2 separate regions of the Homo sapiens genome follow, and region 2 is linked to region 1. The links are chromatin loops, found by intact Hi-C in ENCODE. Cell type or tissue: HCT116. All regions are shown on one strand. Links, peaks and the distances in the headings refer to the core of each region. The heading gives the core; the rest is flanking DNA. Region 1 overlaps FBXW7 (F-box and WD repeat domain containing 7). Region 2 overlaps TMEM154 (transmembrane protein 154).

What was found. Peaks named below come from ENCODE experiments on the same cell type or tissue, not always from the same donor. Only the 100,000 strongest peaks of a DNase experiment are listed, where the experiment ranks them.
Region 2: a loop joins it to region 1, with 7 times the contacts of the local background. A loop is called at or near these places in 92 of 110 quality-filtered maps.

The regions. Positions count from the first base shown.
Region 1 is chr4:152,497,558-152,505,900 of GRCh38, reverse strand. The region is part of intron 2 of FBXW7 (F-box and WD repeat domain containing 7); the gene reads left to right. Among named protein-coding and RNA genes, the nearest start is that of MIR3140, 12 kb to the right of the region's middle. In HCT116, for the core only: a CTCF peak has its summit at 4,901 (motif pointing left); a DNase peak (open chromatin) is centred at 4,880.
Region 2 is chr4:152,635,486-152,643,828 of GRCh38, reverse strand. TMEM154 (transmembrane protein 154) reads left to right here. Exons shown (of 7, transcript NM_152680.3): 5 at 656-741; 6 at 2,844-2,901. Among named protein-coding and RNA genes, the nearest start is that of TMEM154, 40 kb to the left of the region's middle. RefSeq lists an enhancer at 546-615. In HCT116, for the core only: a CTCF peak has its summit at 3,352 (motif pointing right); a DNase peak (open chromatin) is centred at 3,288.

The DNA of each region.
Region 1 (8,343 bases), core at 237-8,236:
GGTGTGGTGGTGCACGTCTGTAATCCTGGCTACTTGGAGGCTGAGGCACGAGAATTGCTTGAACCTGGGAGGCAGAGGTAGCAGTGAGCCAGTATAGCGCCACCACACTCCAGTCTTGGTGACAGAGTGAGACTCTACCTCAAAAAAAAAAAAAAAATTGCAAAACAGCCTCAAGAAGGCCCTTCAGGAGGTGTTCCAGAAGGCAGCACTGTTGTTGTAGGAGATTACAGTTCCATGTGTGTGATTGCCTCTGAAGACCTTCCAGTGGGACATTATGTGGAGATGGAAGACAGTGATATTGATGATCCTAATCCTGTGTAGGCTTGGGTTATTGTGTATATTTGTGTCTTAAAACAGTTTTGAAAGTTAAAAAAATTTTTTTTAAAACAGGAAAAAGGCTTATAAAATAAGGATATAAGGAAAGAAAATATTTTTATATAGCTTTACTATGTGTTTTAAGCTAAGTGTTATTACAAAACAGGCAAAAAATTAAAACGTTCATAAAGTAAAAACGTTATAGTAAGCTGAGGTTATTACGGAAGAAAGAAAAAATTTTAAAATAAACTTAGTACAGCCTAAGTGCACACTGTTTATAAAGTGTATGGTAGTATACAATAATGTCCTAGGCCTTCATATGCATCCACCCCAACTGACTCATCTAGAGCACCTTCCAGTCCTGCTAGCTTAATTTATGATACAGATGCACCGTTTTACATTTTATATACCTTATTTTTAATATACCTTTTATATATTTAGATGTGTTAATATCATTGTGCTACAGTTGCATACAGTATTCAGTACAGTAACATGCTGTACAGGTTTGTAACCTGGGAGCAATAGTTTATACCATGGAGATTTGTGTAAAAGCACTGTGTAATATTCACACAAAGAAGAAATTGCCTGACACATTTCTCTGAATGTATCTTTGTCATGAGGCGATGCGTGACTGTATAATTTGAGCCACACATGTTATTTTAAAAATTGCAATACCCTTATTAATGTAAAAAGCAGTTGAATTAATTTTAAGATATTTAGCCTGATGGAGCCATGATATTACCATTTCAACATAATTTATAAAAAAAATTGTTATTTTAGATTCTCTTTGTACCAAGTTTTTGAAATCTGGTAGATATTTTATATCTCAATTTCAACACTAACTTTTTACCGGAAGTAATTGATCTTCCTTTAGATTTCATAAAGTTTATGGTTGGAAAAGTAGATTCACATATCTAAATCGTTTCAGACACACTTAAGTATTTCGCTACCTGAATTAAGTACCAAAAAATAATTTTTCTGTAATATTTGCATCTAAATTGGTAAAACTGGTTCATGTTTTTTAGTAGAATGTAGTAGACTTTGAAGCAAAACTGTATCCATTTCAAAATTGAGCTACTGAAGTTAAGCAAATTCATGAACTCTTGTGTCAACTCCGTATTACTGACATTATATTCAAAAGGAGATTGGATGTTAGGCAAATCTATATTAAATAAAGTGTTTTTCAATGATTTTTTTGTAATTTTTGCAGCCACTTTGCAAAACACTGTCAATTAAAATTTATATATGTTGATTTATGTTAGAACAAAGTGTAAAATCTTTTTTATTGGTTTGTGTTATGAAAACTTTAAATTTCAATGTAAATTTATAAGAAAGTTCTTATAAAATTTCTGGCATACCTTCTTCCAGTTTCTTTTTATTTTACTTTTTCTTGTGTTAGCCTGGTCATAAATAAACTCTACCTTTCTTTGGTGCTTCAAGTTAAGCTTGTTCATAGGCATTGAGATGTAAGTGAGGAAACAAAAGAATACTGCCATTTTTGTCTTTTATTACTTAATAGTGAAAAGCATCTCTTTCTAAAATCAGAGTTGACATTAGAGTAGATCTTTGTGAAGTTATTCCACTATACCCAGTGAGCAAAGAACACAGATGTTTTAAATGTATTGTTTTTTATTTTTTTAACATTTCCATGAACTGGCTAGGATTCATATTTTTGGCATGTACATACTGAACAATTCAACTCTTTACATAGGGCTTTTCATAGTCTGTTTCAGAAAGCTGAACACAGATATTTTCAATGTGTATCATACAGTGGAATAAAGGAATAGGAGAAACATCAATTTTTGCTTTTAAAATTCCTAACATAGCTGGAGCTGTCTGTTGTGATAGAAACTAATTGTTTAATACCTAGCTGAAATTCTTTGACAGAGGTAAAGGATTAAAAAATATCTATGCCACTCTTGATTTTTTTTTTTTTTTTACAGCTACATAGTGACAACTTTTTCTTAAGTTTAGAAGTTCTTTCAAATAAATTTCACCTAAAAGATTTAATTGGGGCCGGGCACGGTGGCTCATGCCTGTAATTCCAGCACTTTGGGAGGCCAAGGCAAGTGGATCTCTTGAGGCCAGGAGATCGAGACCAGCCTGGCCAACATGACAAAACCCCATCTCTACTAAAAAATGCAAAAAATTAGCCGGGCGTGGTGGTGTGCATCTGTAATGCCAGCTACTTGGAGGCTGAGGCAGGAGAATCACTTGAACCTGGGAGGTGGAGGTTGCAGTGAGCCGAGATTGCGCCACTGCACTCCAGCCAGGGCAACAGAGCGAGACTGTCTCAAAAAAAAAAATTTAATAAGGTAGTGTCTCTTATATCACATGGCTCATCTAAAGCTAAAGGGAAATAGTAATTTTTCACATTTTGAATCTGTTGATTTTTCGTATTATTAGAAAGGTCTTCCATATGATGGATGGTGTCTTAATTGAATATCTTCCACGTGTTGTAAAGTATCTATTTTAGTATTCCTCATAATTTTCTAACAAAATTTCTATAATTGAAATAATTTCTTTACCATCTCTTTATGTAAATGTGATTTTCTTTCTTTTGGCGCAAGAATTTAAGCCAGTTTATAGCTGACCAGAGTTACAAGCCCAGATTTGTTAAAAAGCTTTTAAACACGTTTGTTGTACATTTACTTCTGACATTGTTTGGCTAATTTTGTTGCTTTTCTTCTGATTGTAGAGCAGAAAGTTCTTATAAAATTCACTGTGTATTTGTTGAAAATGTCTCCTAATATTGTCTACTTTACTTGTAAAACTTTAAAACCCAAGAAATAGCTTTTAATTTTGCTCTGTCACAGCTAATTGTAATTGTCATTCATTAGAAAATTTCTAGCATACCTTCTTCCAGTTTCTTTTTACTTTACTGTTCTGGTGGTAGCATTAGCTTCTGTATCTCTACTTGATTGTGTATTGCTGTAATGCCTTCTTTTTACTTTTAAAAATGTGTCCTCCTCTTGTCCATTCATTTTTAAAGTAAGAAAATTAATTATATTCAAAATATTAAAATTAAAAAAAATAAAAAGTATTGCGATTGAGTTACCAGTTGTGATTTACATAGGCATCACTGCAACTTGTGTTATTTGTGAAAAACGTATTTAAGTAAACGCAGTACGGTGTTAGATTGATGAGTAGAAAAATACTCATTCTAACTGTAAATTAGTTAATTTTTACTGACTAGATCAGTATTTTTATGTGTAATACTAGAAATGACTCACTGTATCCTGAGATGTGGAGTATAATATGCAGTACAGTGGTCACAGTGAAATGTAGTACTGCCAAAAGAATAAAACTTTCTTTAGTAGAAGGACATTTTACACAGCTTCAGCTTTTAAATTTAAATTAAGTACAACTAAATAAAGCTAAAAACTCAATTCCCTGGTAACACTAGCCACATTTCAAGTGCTTAGTAGTCACATGTGGCTAATAGCTAATATATTAGAAATTAAACCTTTTGAGAGTTGGTTATGTATGTGATTAAAGTATTTTGGTTACTTGGGACTAGAGATTACAGTCATTTTTGATCAGGCTGATGTCATAGGAACAGTACCAAGGGGACTTCTGAATCAAGCACCCTAGAAAGAGCTACTTAGAACTACTTGCATTTTCTTTGTGGCATCTCTTATAGGCATGAAAAAATTTCAAACATTTTTCATGGATAAAAGGATTTAATCAGAAAAGCATTTGGATATACATATTTGAAATCATAGCTTGCCTGTATGTTACTAGAGTAGTTGGAGAGTGGAAAAGTATCTATATTCTAAAGACTGTTTCATCATTTGGGTGAAAAACCAAAAAAAGAGAGTAATTTTGTTTAATAGCTCTTTCACAAATAAAAAAAAGAATGTTCATCTGTAGAGACCTATCGAGATCTCATCAGGTTTACAACAAACTTTAGATTAGCAAGCTCAATTTCAGTTGACATGGATTGTGGAAAGATTTTCAGTGGAGCTCAGATATTTAATATCCTGAATTTGGATGAATATACAATTTCTAAAATTAAGTACTTCAACTCCTCTGTGGTTTTAAAACCAGTAGTGGCCATATCTTGACTAGTTATTAAAGCACCAACCTTTTTTTCTTTATTACTTTGCTTTTATCCTTTGAGCAAGTTAGGCAATAAGTTCTCCATGTTTTTGATTTCTACAGAAGTAAATGAATGTTATTGCTGATGTTTATTTCATTCTGTCTTGATCTCATGATATGAGAATATAAGGAGATGTCTGAAAACTTGTTTTAAAAATCCTATGAAGCATAAGTTCATGAATAAAGAAGGAAGTGGAACTTGTCTTGAGAGAATTTGCCTATTTAGATGGTTTCCAAAGTGCATTCTGCTAGTCACTAGAGATGGTCCTTGAAAGAGTTCTGTAATTAAGTTTGAAGAAACACTGTGTACCATAATAATGGCCTATTGAATATTTTACCATGCACATTAATATATCAAAGGCTTTGAGATATCTTACAAGAAAGAAACTTGCTAAAGCTTGTCTTCCTGCATGTCTTAAGCTTCTTCCACAGTGACTTTAAGTCGGACTTGTCTATCCTGTGAGAAATGCTGCCCTCTAGAGGCACAAATTCAATTGCTCTTAAATTTGAGTACCATAATGCTGCCTGATCTTAGTGTGAAGTTGTGATAATTAATATTAATCAAATGCATGGTAACAAAACCAAATAGAAGAAATCTTATGTTGCTTAATTTTAAGAAAATATGAGGAAACAGAATTGCAATTTATAAATACCCACTTTTTAAATTGTACATGTGATATTTTTGGCTGCTAATAATCTTTTGAATACATTTCTGTATATGGGGAATTGCGGACACATAGTACTTCAAGTCTCCAAACTCTGAGTCTCTCCTGCTAGCAGAAGCCATCCTTCCCTGTGTTAACAACCTTGCTTAAGACAGTTACCATCCATGGGGAAGCTAGTTTCCTCATACCCCTTCCCACGATACTCATGTTTCCATACCTGTAACTGGAGTCAGACTATATCATGCTGCACCTTTGCAGTCACAATGGGAAGAAAAGGATTATATGTAATTTTTTTAAAGTTTTTTTTTTTTTTTTTTTTTTTTGCTGACAAAGCAGCAAAACCTTCAGGAATATGTACAGAAATGGGTGATGATGATGATGTGAGAGAGAAAGAAACATGCTTTTGCATTTGGCTGAATGTATTGGTATGGTGCAGTTATCAGAGATTCTGAATTCATTGTTCTCGTTCAAGTAGCCAGGAGTGGTTCTAATTGTTTGCTCCTTTGGTCTCAGCATTGACTTATACTAAATGAAGTTGAATGCCTAAAAACTCATAGCATAATATAGAGGAAGAAGTCAAAAGATTAAAGGAAATAGAACTGATGGAGTGGATTTATCACTGTGACCATTCACTTACCTCCCCTATTCCCTCTCCAGTATTCTCTACTAAGAGGTCTGGAAGACACTTCATTCACCAACCTAATGAGAAATACTTTGAGGGCAGTGCCAGCATATATGAAAAGTAATTCAATTGCTTTTGTCTGTAGGCTGGAGGAGATACTTTCATTGAAATTGTCTTTTTTACTTCAGGGGGTGTGGCCAGATTCTAGGTAAGGTCCAGGCATCATTTTCATAAGGTAGCTTGACAGGCATGATGATCAGAGATGCACTGACTTGAATTCTTTTTGGCTGTGACTAAATGATCATGGATCCCTACGTCTAAAATAGAGAGGAAGCCTATTAAGATCCTACTTTATCTGTATGAGCAAAAAATTTTAGGTCTCATAGGAGAAGGCCTTACTTGAACTACCATAAGAGTGAGTTGGCCAGCCTGGGCAACATGGTGAAACCCTGTCTCTACAAAAAACACAAAAGTTAACTTTTGTGTTTTGGGCATGGCTGCGTGAGCCTGTGGTCCTGGCTGCTCAGGAGGCTGCCCCCTTTTTGCAGTTTACTTCATGGGTTATATGAGAAAACAGGAAGGAGGGGGATATCACCGAGAGATTCTGATATTGGAGCTGTGTGCAATAACTGATAAGTCTCTGGTTCTTACCTCCATATGAGGAACAGAGAGAGTCTTGTTTGTACAAGGCTTAGTTATAATCTGTCAGGTTTGAGGATCTTGATTGGAAGCATAGACTTGATCTGTATTTGTGGTTTCTCATTTCAAATAGCCTCTCAATGTTGGATAAATTTGCATGTTCATGTTTTATAGAGTCAGAACTCAATTTCCTAGTATTCCTTGCAGCTAGGGCACAAGCATATGACCTAGGCTTTATTGATCAGATGCATCTGTGTAAGACATGAATTCAGGGTCAGAGAAATGCAGGGTAACAGCTCTTGCCTGGAATTGCTTTCTAATGTGCATGTTGAGTGACAAGATATTGAGCTGTTTAGAGGTAGCAGTGACAGAGATACTAGTGAGCCTTGTTGTCCTAGGCTCAGCTTTCATGGTACTAGGGCTGAAGGATGGGAACAATTTGGTGGGGAGACTTAGGTATTTTTCCTGGCATCATATCTCCAAGTGGATTCTTCAGTTCTCTGATAATTCTTGGAATCCCCTAATATATTAATAAATTTATTTTCTCTTGAAACCACCTCAAATAGATTCTGTTTATAGCTTAGAGCCCTGATTGATCGTCTAACTTTAAAGATTTTATTTATCGTCAAAATATTTTATTTTTCTAATTGAGATCTAAAAATTGTCAAGCACTTATACTCTATTTTTTCCCTTCCTAGAGCTCTGCAATCCTTTGCTGTCATTTTTTCTTACCAGGAATGCCAATTTTTGTACCTTTTGAATTGCTTTTTCTTCTTTGCTACTTGGCTTGAGCTCCACTATTGTTATGAAACCTTTCTTATACCATCCCAGCAGCCTGATGGATTTTTTTCTTCCTCTGAATTCCAGTAGCACTTGTTTAGACATTAAGTGCAAGGTGTTTTTTTGTTTTGTTTTGTTTTTCTGTATGCATCTTAGCTTCCGCACTAAATGATAAGCTCCCTGAAAACTAGTACTATGCCTCTTTATATCGCTTGCATTGTCCAACAGAATGTCTTGCACCTATTAGATTCAAGGTTCAGCACAGTCACCCTCATAATATATAGTGATGAGAGTTGCTGAGAATCACAGTGATGCCAGGCTGAATGAGCTGAGATAATAAACTAGTTAGATGCATAGTCTGGCCATGAGGCCCAATTTCCATCTTCCTCAAGGAGTCTGAGACTTGCCTCTCAGTAGTTTTCGTTAGTAGGTGATCATATCTTCTGAATTACTGTCTTCTTAATGTTTTATGAGTTTTTTTTTGCCTTGACAAAAGCCTTCTATTTCTCTCATGCTTCCTAGTTCCTTCCATTGTGCCCTCTGCAATTTCTTTTCACTAAGCTTACTATTTGCAGTCTCTTAAAATTTGTGTAAATTATGAAATCAAAGATACAAAGAAAGGACAGAAAGTAGTATAACAAACACCTGTGTATCTAACCTCAGGGTCAAGCAGATATTAACCTTTTGCCTCGTTTGATTTCCTTTTAAAGTTCTTCCCTCCCCATACTTTTCTCCCTTCTTTGGAGGTACTCATTATCCTAAAGTCCTTACGATTATTTCCCTGCTGTTTTTGTACACATAAAACATTTACACAAAAGATGACCTGTGTTTTTTTCTAGATGTGTTCATATTGACATGTGTAGATTTAGTTCATTCATTGTAACTACTGTTTAGTTTTCCAGGTTGAATAATGCTAAGTTTTATAGAGATAATGCAGTTCTACCTTTTGGCAAATAATATTGTAATGCTCGTACATAGGTACTTACTGTAATTTTATCTAGGATAGATACCTGAAAGTAGAATTGCTGAATCACAGGGTTCAGGTGCCACTTTATCAAGTATTGCCGAGTCCAGTCCAAAGTGGAGCTACCATTTTATACCCATTAACATGTTTCCACACTTTTTTTTATCAACATTTAATTTTATCTAGCTATGATTTTTTTGCCTATTTGAAAGATGAGAAATGGAGTTTGATGATTTTCATTTTCATTACTTTGATTT
Region 2 (8,343 bases), core at 226-8,225, 140 kb before region 1:
TGGTTTAGAAACTTTATCGCTTCCTCTACGCAGTGTACCGCCTACGCTGCTTTCAGAGCTGGTGGTCCATCCTTCCCCAACCCCATCTCCACTAACCACGGACTCTGTCCCCTGACTGTGCACTTTGAGCTTCTGCAAGTGAGGGCGGTGAATTTCTGAAAGCAACTGCTCCATTTCTCCAAGAGAGAAAGGCCTGGGAATTGAAGGGACAGGTGATAACTGTAGCCTGTTGACAGTGGCCTCTTGACCTGGGGCACTGATCAAAAAACCCCAAGGAACAGGAAGTGAAATTAAGCAAGGCTAAAATGCTTCATATGGCAACTCCCCGGAAGGGCCTCACCCTGGGAGCCTTGCAGACTTGACTTTGCACCTTCAGGGGAGCAGTCAGCCTCCTGGGTTCCCTTTTTTGTCCACTTGTTGGGCCTGTGGGCACCCCACTTTTGGACCTGTGATAAATGTATGTTTGTTTGTGTGGTAGCCTTTCTTCCTATTAAAGTTTGGTAGTTTGGAATAGGGCAAGCCCCCAGGCTTCCCTAGAGCATAAGGCACTGAATCAAGTTCATCTTCCTCAGGATCAGCATTCTAGTCTCTTTCCAAATGAAATTAGGCATCTTTCACATTTCTTTCTAACAAGTCTTTTGCTCTCTATTTCTAGCCCTATTTTTGAGGAAGATACACCCTCTGTTATGGAAATTGAAATGGAAGAGCTTGATAAATGGATGAACAGCATGAATAGAAATGGTATGTGGTAACCTAAAGTTGTTTTTTTTCTTTCCTCTCTAGTAACAGAAGGCTGCAACAGCTTTATAAATATCTCAATAAATCCTGGAGTGAGACAGAAGAACCCAATCCCACATTAGATCTGGTACATGCAGATAATAAACCTGGTCTGACAATACTTAAATATTCAGCTTAATTGTTGCCACTTGTTTTTATTTCTGTACAAGTTGTTGAAATGGTCTTTTTGAAGCAGAAAATGGTATTTTATTCAAGAAAGGAAATCTCTGAGGCCAAATGATCTGGAAAAAGTTAGCATCTGGCATTACCTTATACATTACAGAATTTAAAGATCTACAATTTTAAACTGACTATGGATATAAAACTTTATCAAATGTAGTATCCATAGATCTGTGCTGTTCAACGTAATAGATAATCACCAAATGTGGCTATTTAAATTTAAATTAATTAAAATTAAAATTAAAAAATATTGAGTGTTTAGTAGCCAATGGCTACTAAGTGGACAGTGTAATGTAGAATATTTCTATCACTTTAGAATGCTCTATTGGACATTGCTCATGTAGATGGTGATATACATACCCCATATAACAATTTCCAATTGATATCTGGCAGTAATGGAAGTATATGTTCCTTACTTTTTAGTAAATCAATAATGGGACTTTAAAATGATGACAGCTGCTTTTTCTTTTTCAAATTCCCTTTAAAAATTAATTATTTTTACTACTTAGATTAAATGAATAAAACCCAGCATTATCATGTCATTTGTATTTTTTACCATTTATCTTAAAAAAATACCCTAGGGTCTGTCAAATTCAACACTCTACAGTAGAGTTAGAAAATTCAGAGACTGGTTATAAGAACTATTACTACCAGGCCAGGCACGGTGGCTCACGCCTATAATCCCAGCACTTTTGGAGGCCGAGGCGGGTGGATAACCTGAGGTCAGGAGTTCGAAACCAGCCTGGCCAACATGGTGAAACACCATCTCTACTGAAAATACAAAATTAGCTGGGTGTGGCACATGTCTGTACTCCCAGCTACTAGGGAGGCTGAGGCAGGAGAATAGCTTGAACCCAGGAGGCGGAGGTTGCAGTGAGCCGAGATTGTGCCACTGCACTCCAGCCTGGGTGACAGAGCGAGACTCCATCTCAACAAAAAAAAAAAAAAAAAAAAAAAAAAAAAAAAAAGAATTATTGCTACCAGAGGCTTATCAAGGTGTGATTTCAAAAAAGAGCCACTCAGCTAACTTGTACAATTTCTAACAGTTTTTCATATTGAGGAAAGAAGGACTCTGTAAAGCCATTCTATTTGAGGATGGGGCGGGTCATTGAGATAGTCCTTCAGGAGTCTCGTTTTGTTGTTTTTCAGTTGCTAAAAGTAATATGCATACATAGTAGAATTTGGAAAATGCAAAAAAAAAAAAAAAAAAGGTAGAAGAAAAAAATTCACCACAGAAAGGCAATCTCTTCTTGCTATGTTGTTGTATTACGTTTTGTGCCAGAGATTTTGTGAAATATAAAATCATGATTCTGTCATACTCACTAAAACCAGAAAACTGGAAAAGGCATTTCTATTTGACAACTAAAGCTGAGTTATTTTGACACATAGGTGATAGAATCAAAGAATTTTTTTGCCCTTAAAAATAACGAGTGGTGTAATAGAAAAGAACTCATGACCATAGGAAGATCAGCTGTTTTCCCACTTTACCCAATTCTTTCCTACCGTGCAATCTGATGGAAATCATTCTGCAGACACGTTGGAACCTCAGGCGAAGCCATCTTATTCCACTGTCTATCCTGAGACATGCAGATTCTAGCTTTTGGAGCACTGGGGTGCTGCAGGGACAGAATAACCAAGCAGTGATGAATTGTGTCCTTTCCAGTGTCAGAGGCATGTTGAAGTTTTGCATCTGTGTTATTAGTGCTTTTTCCATTTCAAGAGCCTTGACATCATTAATCTTTTCATCACTATCACTCCTTGGTGAGGCCATTTTTGTGCAAGTAACCACGCAGATCAGAGAACTATGGTATTTAACTGTATCAGGTTTGTGGATAGAAAATACGATTTCAGTAACTAACAATGAGTTTGCTTTTATTCTGTCCTAGCCGACTTTGAATGTTTACCTACCTTGAAGGAAGAGAAGGAATCAAATCACAACCCAAGGTACTTCTCATTTCTACCACAGATTACATGTATATGGCGGGGGGCGGGGGGATTGGGAACCAGGGTGGAACACTTTTTGCTTACCTCCTCCGTGCCTATAATTCGTATGAGATCATTTACGCGGCTGGATATGTGCATAGTGTGGAGAAGAGGAAGTGTGTTACAGAAAATAGAAGGCCACAAAGTAAATATCCTAGGACTCTTTATCTTTAGAAATAAATGAGTATTGACATTTTCTTGCCCTTCTAAAGAGACACTGTTGCTTCAGCTTCTGTTTTAGTCATAAAGCTTTCCAATTATGACAAACTGTAGGTTTGTTTACCTTGGATAAATAGATGTTTGGTAAGGAAAACAGATGGAGGCGACAGTCTTAAAGTGGGTAACTGTAAACTAGAGTGAGAAAATAAATGGGAATTTTTAAAAAATGTTCCATTTTACCACTAGGTGGCTCTGGTTGATAGAAAAATTTTAGTGCTTTGGGGTTTGGGTGTATAGTTTAGCATTCCACAATCTCATTTTAAATTATATTATCTTTTGTGAGGATAGAAATGACCACATTTGGGGTGTTTTGATTAGAGAACTGTTTTGTCAGGACATGGGAAGTGTTCTAAGGAAAAAGGTTGGATGGTTCAGAAGGTTGGGGACTGGCTCTGCAGAGCTCTGCTGTGACCTTGGAGGTACTGAGTTGTTGGCAGCAAACACTCATGGACACCCGGAGAGAAGAAAACTTGAGCCTATGCCTGAGATATCACACTTCTGTTGGAATAAATGGAATAAACCTTCAGGCAGGATAAATCCTCTCCCTCCATGTTCACCAGAAGTCTGGTGCCAGTCAGTCACTTGTCACCAGGCAACCCCTGAAGCCTGAGCATCGCGAGGGAATACTGATTATTAGGCAATGGTTGGGGGCAGTCAGATGTTTATCTTCGGACCCTTTTCCTGCGTCTCCCCCCTAAACCTCACTTAAGAATTCACCATCCCAAATCTCTCCTCACATCACACCACCACAGTCTTACTCAGACAAACCTCAGCTCTGATGCCAAAGTCTATACCTATTGTAGATTTAGGTCAATATCACCACCCTAGGCATTTTCATGTTAAGATTATTGCCAGTTCAGGAAGGATTCTATCCTATTTAAAAGAGATTCCAGGTCATGCTTGGTGGCGCTTGCCTGTAGTCCTAGTTACTTGAGAGGCTGATGTGAGAGGATTGCTTGAGCCCAGGATTTCAGGATTGTAGTGAGCTATGATTGTACCACTGCATTCCAGCCTGGGCAACAAGCAAGAGCAAGACCCTGTCTCTAAAAGAAATGGGGAGAGAGAGAGGGAGAGAGAGGGGGAGAGAGAGAGAGAGAGAGATTGATTAACAAGCAGGTGGAAGAAAACAACAATGCCAGGGGGAATATTACAAAGGAATATTTTCCCCATGTTTTGATCTTACCTGGAAATATGTAACTATATATGTCTGGTATAGGGCTCAGATCACTACTAAAACTCCATAAATATCTTAAGTATCTTATTACTCTATCACTGATGAGCAACCTCAATGATGCTAAAAACTACCCTCAGTGGTTTTTACATTCCTGCCTTTTGCTCTTTGAAATTGTTGGCAACATGGAAGAAGCTTAACATTACAGAATTGTATGGCAGTGAAATCTTCTTAAAAATCAGATTTTTGGCCAGGCAATGTGGCTCATGCCTGTAATTCCAACACTTTGGGAGGCTGAGGCAGGCAGATCACCTGAGGCCAGGAGTTCGAGACCAGCCTGGCCCACATGGTAAAACTCCATCTCTACTAAAAATACAAAAATTAGCCAGGCGTTGTGGCGGGCACCTGTAATCCCAGCTACTTGGGAGGCTGAAGCAGGAGAATCCCTTCAACTGGGAAGGCGGAGATTGCAGTGAGCACTGATCACACCATTGCACTCCAGCCTAGGCAACAAGAGTGAAAGAAATTCTGTTTCAAAAAAAAAAAGTCAGATTTTTGAAATAATGAGAAAATGAGCTAGAGCCTTCACATAGTTAAATGATTGTTTTAAAAGGGAAGGTCTACATTCCACTGTGGGTCCAGAGCTGTGTGGCATTCACAGGATGGCTGTCAGGCCTTCACTTTATGCCCTCTCGTAATGCCAGCACCAGCATTCGAGAACCAAGAATGGCAAGTCCCAGATCTTTGTACCACTAGGCACTTTCTGATTACTTCAAAGGTTATTATGATATTGCAAAGTTAATTTTTTATTCATTAAAAAATCTAAGAAAAGTACATTGGATTTAGAACAAAGCCCAGAACAAAGTAAGTTCTCAATAAGCACTGGTTATTGCTAGTATAATTATTAGGAAGTTAGGACTGATGTACAGAAACTCACTGCCTTTATACTAAGACCCAGCTCACTGGATTAAAAAAAAATTCACTTCCTTTATCCTAAGCCTGTATCCTAAGACCCAGACACATCAATACTGGTGGGCGAAGCATTATTTTTGTCCCTGTGTTCCCTGGTGGTTTCTTTCTGGACCTACCAATCCTGGGAAATCAGGAATTTGTTTGATCTACTATGAGACTTTCAGTTCTCCTTAATTACTGGCATAGGCCCATTAATGTTGGTGATTTCAGAATAGTCCACTTATCACTCTGGAGTTTTTTGGTGTTTTGTTGTTTTGTGTAGAGACAGACTCTCATTCTGTTGTCTAGGCTGGAGTGCAGTGGTGTGATCCCAGCTCACTGTAGCCTCAACCTCCTGGGCCTAAATGATTCTCCCAACTTAGCCTCCAGAGTAGTTGGGACCACAGGTTTGTCCACCATGCCTGGCTAATTTTATTTTACTTTATTGTGGTGACAGGGTCTCCTTATGTTGCTCAGGCTGCTTTCAAACTTTTGGGCTCAAGCAATCCTTCTGCTGCCTTGGCCTCCCAAAGTGTTGGGATGACAGGAGTGAGCCACTGTGCCTCGCCCAGTCTGAAGTTTTTAAAAGGATAGTAACACCTTATAATTTGGATAATCTTTCTTTTCTGTCATAATTTTATGTACATTTCTTTTTCCTATCCTAATGTTTTAATTAAATTGATAATCCATAAAATGTTTACTTTGAGTATCTACCCTGGGACAAAAATAAGATTTCTTTTTTCTCTAAAAGCTTGTGAATTGTTATAGATACAGGTGGAAAGTGCATTTGTGGGTCATTGGACTTAGAAGACTCATTTTAAGACCTAATTTGAATGCTTGTTTGTTCTTTAGACTAAAACAAGTCACTTTAGCTCTCTGAGTTTTAATTTCTTCATCTTGAAAAATGGAAATAAGAACATCTGTCCTTCTAGTTTCACAGGATGATATAAGAGAATGAAACCACCTAGCTAGGTTTTATTTTTATCTTAATTTTTTTTTTTCGAGACTGAGTTTCATTCTTGTTGCCCATGCTGGAGTGCAATGGTGCAATCTTGGCTAACTGCAGCCTCTGCCTCCTGGGTTCAAGCAGTTCTCCTGCCTCAGCCTCCCAAGTAGCTGGGATTACAGGTACCCACCACCACGCCTGGCTAATTTTGTATTTTTAATAGAAATGGGGTTTCACCACATTGGTCAGGCTGGCCTTGAACTCCTGACCTCAGGTGATCCATCCACCTCAGCCTCCCAAAGCGCTGGGATTACAGGCGTGAGACACCGCACCCGGCAGTAGCTAAGTTTTAAAGCACCACGCAAGTGAAACTAATTATTCTTATGCAGTGGCAATTGTTCTTCCCCCTCCCACACTGGGATTTTAAAAGATTATTTTTAGGGCAGTTTTAGGTTTACAGCAAAATTGAGCAGAAAATACAGAGTTCCCATATACCCTCTGCCCTCACACATGCACAGCCTCCCCCATTATCAACGTCCCCCATCAGAGTTCTACATTTATCACAATCAATCAACCTACATTGACACACCATTATCACCCAAAGTTTTCCATTGGCTTTTACCTTGTGCATGATTCTTCCTCTGTCATTGAAGTAGTATACAGGTGAATTTAATGCTTCAGAAAGTATGTAACAGTCATTAAAAATTGAATTTAGTGGAAGACACACTTCTCCTTTCTCCTGATAAACAAAGCCTTCTGGAATTCATTTACAGGGTTCCACTTTCCTTGATGCTAGAAAGACATGCCTGACATAGAACCTCTGTTATCTATTAAGTCCATAGAACCTACGACCACCATGCTTCTGGGAAAAGGGAGTCAATCTGATAACCATCCTACACTGAATATACCACATTGTGTGCAAAGACTTCAACTCTTCAAGCTTGTCTTGTTAGGGTCTGTAATCTCAGGCCTTTCAGAACTTTATCCTTGTCTCATTGGCCAGTCTTGTTCATTACTTTCCTCTGTCCTCATTGAATGGATATTCTTCCTGAGCTATGGAATCCGAAAGACAGCACAGGATTTTAATAAGGACCAGAGATGTACAAAATACTATGAGAAGTGGACACTATGGTTTTCATGTTTGAAAGAAATCAATAGGAAAAGCAACAAAGGAATCATGGGGGAGGGGAGTGTTTCATATTCTTATTTTCCATCTTAGCATCTTTTCCGTGATTCATACCTGCTATGTGCCTGGCACTGCCCAGGGGCAAAGTGTCAGTGGGAGGAGGGTGCTAGGAGGGGTCTGCCCTCAAGTTGAAGAGAATTTCATCCCTGATCTGGTTAAGCATTGCCAACACATGGTAACGACAGAAAACAGATCCTTTTGGTTGGTTTTATTATTGTTTTAACTTCTGTGTAGAAAACACACTCCCTTATTGCCTAACCCCACACTCACAACACCCTCCCAAATGCCACTAGATAGTGGTGCAAACAAGAAAAAGTCCCTTTTATCATGACTCTTCCAATCTAGCCAGCCTCTTCCTTCTTCTGGAGGCATTTGTAGTTAGACGGTTTCCTGAAAGCTTCGTGTTTCTGTCTCTGCAATCTCAGATGAATAACCACAGACAAGGAATCGCAAATATTAGCCAAATGCCTGTCTTCTTTCCTCTTATATCTCTTGACCACAGGGATGATTTTACATTAAGCAGCAACATAGGGAAAGATTAGGGAAAGAATTAGATGTGGTTCTGCTCAAGTGGATTTATAATTTTGAAAATACAGTAATAATTACAGCAATAGTAAGACATTTACATCACATTTTCTATATGCTAGTGCCTAAGAAATTAACTAAGAGAGAGTGACAGTATATCTGTTCTTATAATAATTCTACTGTTTATTCTATAGTTTATGTTTCTGAGCTCGATGTCATTATAAAAAGGAGTTGCTTCACTATTTTTCAGGAAAAATTTAGGTTAGTTTAATAGAGAATTTTGTGGATTTCTTCCTGTTTCATCCCTTCTCTTTGTCATTTTTTGAGAAAGTATAATTTTTGATGTAGGTTTTCAAAAGACATTTATTGAGCACTTAATATGTGCCTGACACTGTCTACATCATG